Linked DNA regions of Homo sapiens: regions 1 and 3 are each linked to region 2. Evidence: chromatin contacts called from ENCODE Hi-C or POLR2A ChIA-PET data. All regions are on one chromosome and are shown on one strand. Each heading gives the region's core, a stretch centred on a gene start or an enhancer-like site at or near the end of the contact. The rest is flanking DNA. Distances are from core to core; before and after follow the strand shown.

The links. A loop is a pair of places that touch in the nucleus more often than their neighbours do. ChIA-PET counts read pairs that join two places held with the same protein, here RNA polymerase II (POLR2A). Pooled maps may share reads with other maps.
Region 1: a map with no recorded cell type shows a loop between it and region 2 (4-fold over the local background). The contact joins the promoter of SNX9 here to the promoter of EZR in region 2. A Hi-C loop is called at or near these places in 2 of 37 single-sample maps with no recorded cell type and 8 of 50 pooled maps. POLR2A ChIA-PET finds 5 or more read pairs at or near these places in 1 of 52 experiments (GM10248).
Region 3: a pooled map shows a loop between it and region 2 (2.1-fold over the local background). The contact joins the enhancer-like site here to the promoter of EZR in region 2. A Hi-C loop is called at or near these places in 2 of 168 maps with a recorded cell type or tissue (breast epithelium and gastrocnemius medialis), 4 of 37 single-sample maps with no recorded cell type and 11 of 50 pooled maps.

Annotation. Positions count from the first base shown.
Region 1 is chr6:157,821,815-157,824,514 of GRCh38, forward strand. SNX9 (sorting nexin 9) reads left to right here and starts at 1,432. Exons shown (of 18, transcript NM_016224.5): 1 at 1,432-1,632. The coding sequence starts at 1,621. RefSeq lists a silencer at 1,241-1,560 and an enhancer at 2,211-2,260.
Region 2 is chr6:158,817,962-158,820,754 of GRCh38, forward strand. It overlaps EZR (ezrin), which reads right to left and starts at 1,407. Exons shown (of 14, transcript NM_001111077.2): 1 at 1,356-1,407; 2 at 121-205. The coding sequence starts at 132. It overlaps EZR-AS1 (EZR antisense RNA 1), which reads left to right and starts at 18. Exons shown (of 3, transcript NR_102425.1): 1 at 18-144; 2 at 2,511-2,632. RefSeq lists an enhancer at 1-40 and silencers at 251-450, 591-1,580, 1,641-1,690.
Region 3 is chr6:158,241,359-158,244,298 of GRCh38, forward strand. It overlaps a transcript of TULP4 not described here and the pseudogene SRP72P2. Among named protein-coding and RNA genes, the nearest start is that of TULP4, 70 kb to the right of the region's middle. RefSeq lists enhancers at 875-984, 1,095-1,164, 1,565-1,614. Within about 2 kb of position 1,338, at least 17 of the 41 ENCODE cell types and tissues checked have a DNase peak (open chromatin) inside an H3K27ac peak, as active enhancers do; they include breast epithelium and gastrocnemius medialis, where a contact is called at or near this core.

The sequences.
Region 1 (2,700 bases), core at 182-2,681, 1.0 Mb before region 2:
GTACAAGTGTTTGACAGGATAAATTCCCAGGAGGGCTGCTGGGTCCAAGGCTACGGTCATTTTCGATTTGAATAAGTATTACCAAATGGGCAAGTTATTTAAGTGATCCCTGAGTCGCTCTTCTTTGTAAACAGTGGACAATAATGAGTTTCTCAAATGTTTCTTATAAGGATTAAATGAGATGGGGATGTGGAAGCCTAGTATACAGCAAGCAGGCCGTCAATGAATGTTGGCCTCCCAATATTTTTTTTTACGGAGAAAGACAACTATTTATGCATATTATGATGACTATAGCTTAACCATGAGCTCAACAAACACAAAAATTCACAGAAAATTCTGCAATACCGTATCTATTTTAAACCCCATTATTGAATATAACTAGTGAAATCTCAGGTCAAATAGAATGTATTTAAGAAGACACAAACTTGACATTAAACACCAGAGATTTACATTTGATAGTTGTCTCTTCTTACAAATATATCCCTCATAATAATAAAAAAGCACTCCACTAGTATGCCAATTAAGACACATCTTCCAGTCGTGTTTTGTCCTTGAGTGAAAAATCTTGCTGCTCAATTCAAGTCATTCGTTTATTCATAACACCCATATATATATCTCCAACTCTGGAAAGAAACACTGACAGAAAGATGGAAAATTTTAGAGACCTCGTTTCCACTTCAGAGAGCCTGTTGTCCCCCAAACCTCTCGGGCCCTCCGGTATTTTTAAGCTTATCAAGATTCCAGAATGAGGTTAACGGGGCGTCACAGAACGAAACCCCCCACCGTCCCGTCCCAGGGGCTTCAAGCCAGGACCCCGGCCTGAGGGAGCCTCCGGGCAGGAGGAAGAGGCCCAGGAAGCCATCGCTCCGCTCCTTCCCAGCTGTTTATGTGGTACTCAGGGTACTCGGCCAAGGGCACGGCGACCCCGCAACACCCCAGGCGTGGGGCAAAGACAGCGGGGTTGCGGGGCTCCTGTCTGCCCGGGGCGTCGAGAGTTCCTGCCGCCCCCTCCCGCCTCATGCACGGAAAGCGCCGAGCCACGGCGTGCGGCGCCGGCCGAGCGTGAACCGGAGTCGGGGTTCGGCTACCCCGAGCGGCTCTGTGGGCCGCGGATCGCTTCCCCTGGGGCGGCCACGCAGGGTTGCGGGCCATGGCCTGGGGCGCCCGTCCGGACCCCGCCGCTGCGCGGGACGCCGCTCCCAGCCTCGACCAAGGGCGCCCGGGGGCGGCGGCGGCGGCGGCGGCGGTGACTGCCCGGGGCGGCGGCGCGGCGCGGGGGCGGCCAGGAGGCGAGGAGGCCGGGCCGCGGCCGAGGGCCCAGGGCGCGCTTCCGGCGGGCGTCGCGCGCGCCGCGGTAAATGGGAGGCTCGGCCGACAGGGGCGGGGGCCGCGCAGCCGGGGACTTTCAGGAACTGCAGGAGCGTGCGGCGCGGGAGTAGCCGAGCGCCCAGCGGCTGGGCCTGAGCGTCGAGACTCGGGGCCGAGGCGGAGGAGCGGCCGCCGCGCCGGGGCCCAGCCGGAGCCGCCGCCCTCGCCCTTGCCTTTGCCTGCGCGGCTCAGAATCACCATCCGCGGCGCGGGAGACGAGCCGGCCGTCCCGGGCCGGGGGACCCGCCCGCCATGGCCACCAAGGTGAGGGGCGCGCGGCGCAGGCCGGGCCGGTCGCTCAGGCCCGGGGCGGCGCGGAGAGGGTCGGGGCCGGGGCCGCGGGGAGGGTCGGGGCCAGGGGTGGTCGAGGGGCCACTCCGCTTCCTCGGTGGAGTCCCCGGGCGGGTCCGCGGCCCAGCCAGTCCCTTCTGGGCATGGGTGCGGCGGGCAGTGCAGACAGACCACCAGGATCGCACCGGGGGACGGCGTCGGGTCTGGGCGCGGGTTGGGACCCCGGGCGCAGCGAGGTTTGGGAAGTTTGCACCTGAGCGTGGGCTGCGGCGGGCTCGCCGGGAGGGGCCGCGGGACGGAAACTTCCCGCAGCCCGGGGAGGCCCCCGAGGCGACTGGCGCTCTGTGGCGTCCGGCGTCCCCGCCGCCCCCACGTCCCCTCCCGCTGCCGCCTGGGGGACCCTCGCCCCCGCGGGGCGGGTGGGGGTCGAGACCTCGGCGGAGAGGACGCGGCGCTTCCCGTCCCGGCCTGCGGGGGCTCGCGGCCGGGGAGGGACCGAGGCTGGGACGCCCCGCGCCCCTTTGCCTTCGCTGCTGTTATTTTTTTCTTTTGTTTTGCTACCTTTTCATTGTGAATGGCATTGCCGGCATGAATAAAATATCAAGAGGGAAATGACTGTGCTTTCGATTACGTGTTTGCCTGAAAAAAGGCCCAGGCCCGAATTACGTGGTGGAACTTTGACTCCTGCTTCGTCATTGGCTAGGAGCGGTGGTTTGCTTGTTTTACGTTATTGTTTATGAAATTAGCAGTCACTCTTGGCTACCTGAATTTTCAAAAGCCACCCTCCCCCGCTCCTTTTCCTTGGGCGTTTTCAGTAGTTACTTGATGTAGAATAGCCACTGGGGAAGTCACGGTCACGGAAGGGAGGACCTGGGGGAGGAGGCTCTATACCTGAGCCATTAACTGATCTGTGATACACTGTGAGGAGTGGGTTTACTTTTGCACTTAGTTTTTGTAATGTCACTTTGTTAGCATCAGCACCCCTTTGTCTATTTGTTTTTGAGATCTCTGAGCTACTTTTGGGTTGCTAGAAACGTTATT
Region 2 (2,793 bases), core at 157-2,656:
CGTCTTCTGCGTGTGAGAAGAACCCTGTTCCCCAGGAACTGCCCCAACACCTCGAGCAGGTGCCTCCCCTCTCCAATGAAGCCTCTCCCGTCCGCCCGGCCCAGAAACTGGGCAACTTACTGGTTTCGGCATTTTCGGTTTCTGGTGAGTATCCTCGATCCCCGAAAACACGACTATCCAGCAGCAGCGAAGACGCTGTCCCAACCTGGAGTCAGAGCAGAACCCTTAGAGCGCCCGCCCGCCCTGCCTCGTCCTCCTGCCGCGCCCGACACTCGGCGCCCGCAGCGCGCTGCCGCTTAAGAACCGGCCAGCCCGGGCCCGGGTGAGTCAGCGCCCCGCCCAGCACTGCGGGCATGGGGAGGGGGCACGGGCGGGGCGGGGCCGGGCCGGGCCCCCGGCGAGGAGGCGCCCGAGAGCGGGGGCGCGCGCCCAAGGGGCAGCCGGCGGGCACTGGAGGTGCCCCCCAGTTGGGGGTGGGTCCGAGGAGAGGGGGTGCGCACCCAGGGGACCCCCAGCATGAAGGGGCTGGTGGGGGGCGCAGGCCCGGGAGAGAGAGGGCAGGGGGAACACTCAGTGGGGAGGATCGGGGGGAGGGGGCGCGGGCCCCGGGGAACACTCGGCCAGGAGGGTCAGGGGAGAGAGCGCCGGCCGGGCGGGGAGGGGTCTGGGGGACACTCGAGGTGCACCCAGCGGAGAGAGGCGGAGAAGAGGGGGCGCGGGCCCAGGGATACCCGGCGGGGAAAGGCCCGGGGAGAGGGAGCGCGCGCCTGGGAGAGAGAGGGCGAGGGGCAGGAGGAACACCTAGGAGGAAGGAGTCCCGGGACAGCCAGCGCGAGCCCGCGGGGCACCCGACAGGGAGGGGTCAGGGGAGAGGGGGCACAGGGCGGGCGGGGGGGCACTCGCTGGGGAGGGATCCGTGGAGAGGGGGCGCGGGCTCGGGGTCCGCCGAGGAACTTCCCGGGGCTGCCAGGAAGCCCGTGAGAAGCCGAGCACTCGGCAAGTTTCACTTTGTGTAGCAACCGTTGCCCCGCGGCTGCAGTCACAACCGTCAAGCCTTTGAGAAACTCTTTCAAAAACTGCAACCGCTCGGGAGCCGCCGAGGGACGGCGCCCAGGCACCCAGGCTCCGCGTTTCCTTCGGGAGAGACCTGAGGGGACCCGGCGCCGAGGGGAAGGTCGCGGGGCCGCGGGCCGGCTCAGCTCCACCTGCCCCGGGGGTGCCGGGCGAGAACCCCGCGCCGCGCCCCCTAGGCTGCCCGCCGCACCTGCCGCCGAACCCCGCCGCCCGCCCGGGCCCTCCACCAGGAACCCCCCGCCCAGAACCCCCGTCCCGACCCCGGCCGCCGCACGCCTCACCCGGCGCCTGCAGTGCTCCGTGTGCTCCCCGCCGCCCTTGCGTCCGCCGAGTGCGCTCGCTGCCCGCGCTCCCAAAAGCCCCGGCGGGGCGGGTCCCGGGACCACGCCCCTTCCCGCCCAGCTCCCGACCTGTGAGGTGCGCCCCCCGCAAGATGGCGGCAGCCGGGCCTCGGGCTGGGTGGGGGCGGAACTTGGCGGAAGTGCGCGCTACTCCCCTCGCAGATGCAAGTGGGGAGGCTGTTTGTCCCACAGCGGGCAGGGGGAAGTCAGGAAAACGTAAATAAATCTGGAGGGGCGGACGGCTTGGGGGAATCGCTGGACCGCTTGGGGCCGGGACCGGGGGCCAGTTCCGAGGCCTCGGCCCTGGGGCGGCTGCACCTGGCCCCGAGTCTCGGTGCACGTGGCCGGCCCAGCCGCCGCCTTTCCGAAGCTCTGGTTAAGTGGCACGTTTGTGGCCTCTTTTGACGTGACTGGCAAAAAGCTCCATGGGATTTCTCTGAAATTCTAGGAATTAAGTTTTTTTGTTTGTTTTTTTGCTAATGGTTCTCAACAAATTTTTAAGACACACAAAACACATACTTTGGGGGCCAGTAGAATTTGCTGCGGGAGAGCTCACTCTAGAAGGGGTTCTCAACGTCTGGCTTCCAGACGAGCAGCAACAGCATTCACTGGGAACTTGCATAAGTGGAAATTAGGTGTTGCTCAGCCTTAGGATTCAGAAACTCTAGGGCTGAGCCCAGCAATCAGTGTGTTACAAGCCCTTCGGGTGATTGTGATGTTGGCTAAAGGTTGAGACCAGAGCTTCTCCTGAATTCCTCTCCTGGGTTTACTCCTCCCTTTCTGCTTTTAGTTTTCTTGTTTGTAAAGCGGCATAATTATGGCACCTGTATCAGAGGGTTCTAATGAGGATAATGAGTTAGTACATGTACGATGCCTGGAACAGTACCTGACACTTAGTAAGCACTTAAATCTATCCTGGTAGAAAGAGAAACCAATGACTTTGGGCGAAGTTCCAAACTCTGTTTCCCAATTTGTTGAGTGAACATACTAGTAGCCCCACCTACATAGACTTGTAAGGATTAAATGAGATCGTGCATGTGGAATGCTTAACTCGTGCTAGCCTCATAGTAATTGATGCTTAACCTGTCTTCCTAGGGACACACTGCTGTTTGGGCAACCCTTTGTCAGGGCCTGTTATCTCCCACTTGCAGATCCAGGGCATTTCAGAGGTCAGAGAGAGGAGGGAGGCCTCTTCTGAGATTTTGACCTCTATTCAGGTAAGTGTATTCCCTCTGAAAGACTGAACTTTTCTTTCCCTTTTTTTTTTAGACGGAGTTTTGCTCTTCTTGCCCAGGCTGGAGTGCATTGGCGCAATCTCAGCTCATTGCAACCTCCATCTCCCAGGTTCAAGCAATTCTCCTGCCTCAGCCTCTTGAGT
Region 3 (2,940 bases), core at 88-2,587, 580 kb before region 2:
CTGCAATCTCGGCACTTTGGGAGGCCAAGGCAGGCGGCTGGGAGGTGTAGGTTGTAGTGAGCTGAGATCACGCCACTGCACTCCAGCCTGGGCACCATTGAGCACTGAGTGAACGAGACTCCGTCTGCAATCCCGGCACCTCGGGAGGCCAAGGCTGGCGGATCACTCGCGGTTAGGGGCTGGAGACCGCCCGGCCAATACAGCGAAACCCCGTCTCCACCAAAACCAGTCAGGCGTGAAATTGTTTTTTTTTTGAGATGGTGTCTCGCTCTGTCACCCAGGCTGGAGTGCAGTGGCGTGACCTTGGCTCACCGCAACCTCTGCGTCTCTGGTTCAAGCGATTCTTCTGCCTCAGCCTCCCGAGTAGCCGGGACTACAGGCACGCACCATCACGCCCAGCTAATTTTTGTATTTTTAGTAGAGACGGGGTTTTACCGTATTGGCCAGGCTGGTCTCGAACTCCTGACCTTGTGATCTGCCTGCCTCCGCCTCCCAAAGTGCTGGGATTACAGGCATGAGCCACCGCGCCAGGCCAGCTTTGTTAAATTCTATAGCTTGTAGTTGTTTCTTGGAAAGCTTAAACTCTACTCTTTCCGCATTGGTTAATTTCACTTTCTTCTTGGAGTCAAAGACATTTTGGTCCTTGTTAATGGTAATGATGTTATTTGCAATTACATCTAGTAACCCTACATCCGTTGGTTTTAGTAGTAGTATTTGATTGTAAAGTTGCAGAGCCTCCTCTGTTTGACCCTGAAGCTGCAGAATATAGGCCATCTGACCATAAGTGATGGCCAGTCCTGCCTGTGGGTCTTCCTCAGTCTCATCAGTGTCTTCTGATAATGAATGGTGGCAAAGACCTTCAGCTTTTTGTAGGATGTTCATGGCCTGGTTCAGCTGGCCGTGGTCTATCAGTGCACATGCAGTGTTTAGCACAGCTCATGTGTGCCTTCTTGGAAGCCCAGGCTCTCTGGAGCCACTTTTTCCCAATTGCTTTGAGCTGCAACAACTGCTGAAGGGTTTGTTTTCCTCTCCTCATCATAAGCATCGTGGGAGTTTCGGACGAGATCTCTTTATGCCACTAAGCATTCATCATAGTGTTCCAAACGGTGTAACACTTATCCATAAAGCTCCTTCAGTTTGTCTGTCTGCCGGTTGGTACTTTCTACTGTCTTCAAGACATTCTCAATTCTGTTGAGCCTGTACTCGCAATATGCCTTTTCAAAGGAGAGAGAGTTATTGGCTAACAGTTTGGTGCAAGTATTGATGACATTCAAGGCTTCTCTGAAACTTCCTTTCTGGATAAGGCATATCACTTTACAATGCAGGCCAGTTACATCATCTTTGTGGATCTGCAGTATCTTATTGACAGGCTTGAGAGCACACAGGAAGTTGCTGTTCTGGCCGTACCGGTTCACTTCACTCCACACAGCACAGGCACTGAAACTCCACCCTGCTGCTCACTGTCGCCCAGGCTGGAGTGCAGTGGCGCAATCTTGGCTCACTGCAACCTTCGCCTCCCGGGTTCAAGTGATTCTCCTTGCCCCAGCTTCCCAAGTAGCTGGGATTACAGGTGCCCACCACAACACCCGGCTAATTTTTTTGTTGTTTTTAGTAGAGACAGGGTTTCACTATGTTGGCTAGGCTGGTCTCGAACTCCTGACTTCGTGATCCGCCCGCCTCGGCCTCCCAAAGTGCTGGGATTGCAGACGTGAGCCACCGCACCCGGCCTATCATGGAAATTTTAAAACATTGCTAACAGTGGAGACTGGTGTAATAAAGCACTGTATCTTGCCCAGCTTTGGCAATTTTAAAACGTTACCAGTTTTGTTTGAGCAATACCTCTCACGTCCCTCCACTTGGATTATTTTAAAGCAAATCAAGCTGTCATATAATTTTGTCTGTAAATATTTTAGTACATGTCTCCAAAAGAAAAAGACCCCTTAAAATAATTACAATACTATTATCTTACCTTAAAAATTTTTTCTTAGTATCATCAGATATCCAATCAATACTCCTTGACTGCAGTATATATTTGTGTGTATGTATGTGTGTGTATGGGCGTGTACGTGTGTGTGTGTGTGTTTATATCATATCATATATATATATATGATTGTTTGAATTAAGATGCAAATAAGGTCCATACATTGCAGTTGGATGGTTTAAAGTCTCTTTTAACCTATAGGTTCTCTATCTTTTTTTTTCTTTGCAACTCTTTATTGAAGAAACTGAATTTTATTCTTTGCATCCTTGTAATGTAAAATATGTTATTTTATTTCTTGTGTTTCCTGTACATTGGTAGTTCATTGTAGAGGCTAAATCAAAAGAATCCAATTTTATTTTTTTGTGAGGGCAGGATTATTTTCATCAGGAAGTCTTCTTTCTTTCTTTTTGTGATACTAGCAACCATTCTTGAATGTTAACTTGGTCTATGAGTTCAGGAGGGATTACAATATGGTTACATCCTGTCATTTAGTTATTAGCTGAAATAGGTGTGTGTGTGTGTGTGTGTGTGTGTGTGTGTGTGTGTGTAGAAATTCTCCTTTGTCAATTATTTGGTTACCTTGAGGTATAGAGTGTATAGGAAGGGTTTGAAAAGTGTCTGATTATTTCCCTTGATTTACCAGTTTTCAAAGTTATGATTTGGTCCCCTAGCATCCTCCAGTGGTGATGGTTGAGGGTTTTAAATTTTTTCGCATAACATTATGAACGCCTATTTTAGCATACGTGGTGTGTTTCAGTCCATTGCAGTTACTGTCCTTTCGATGCTCAAATTGCTCCCTCTTTGGGCAGTGTAGGCTTATTTAGGCTGGCACCTGAGTCCTTCTGACACGTCTCTAGTAATCTCATAGCTTCCTTGCTTTACGATATGATGAGATGTTTCAGGTTCGTCCTGTATACTTTCTGTTTCAGACATGAAATCAGAGCAGACCATTTTTAAAA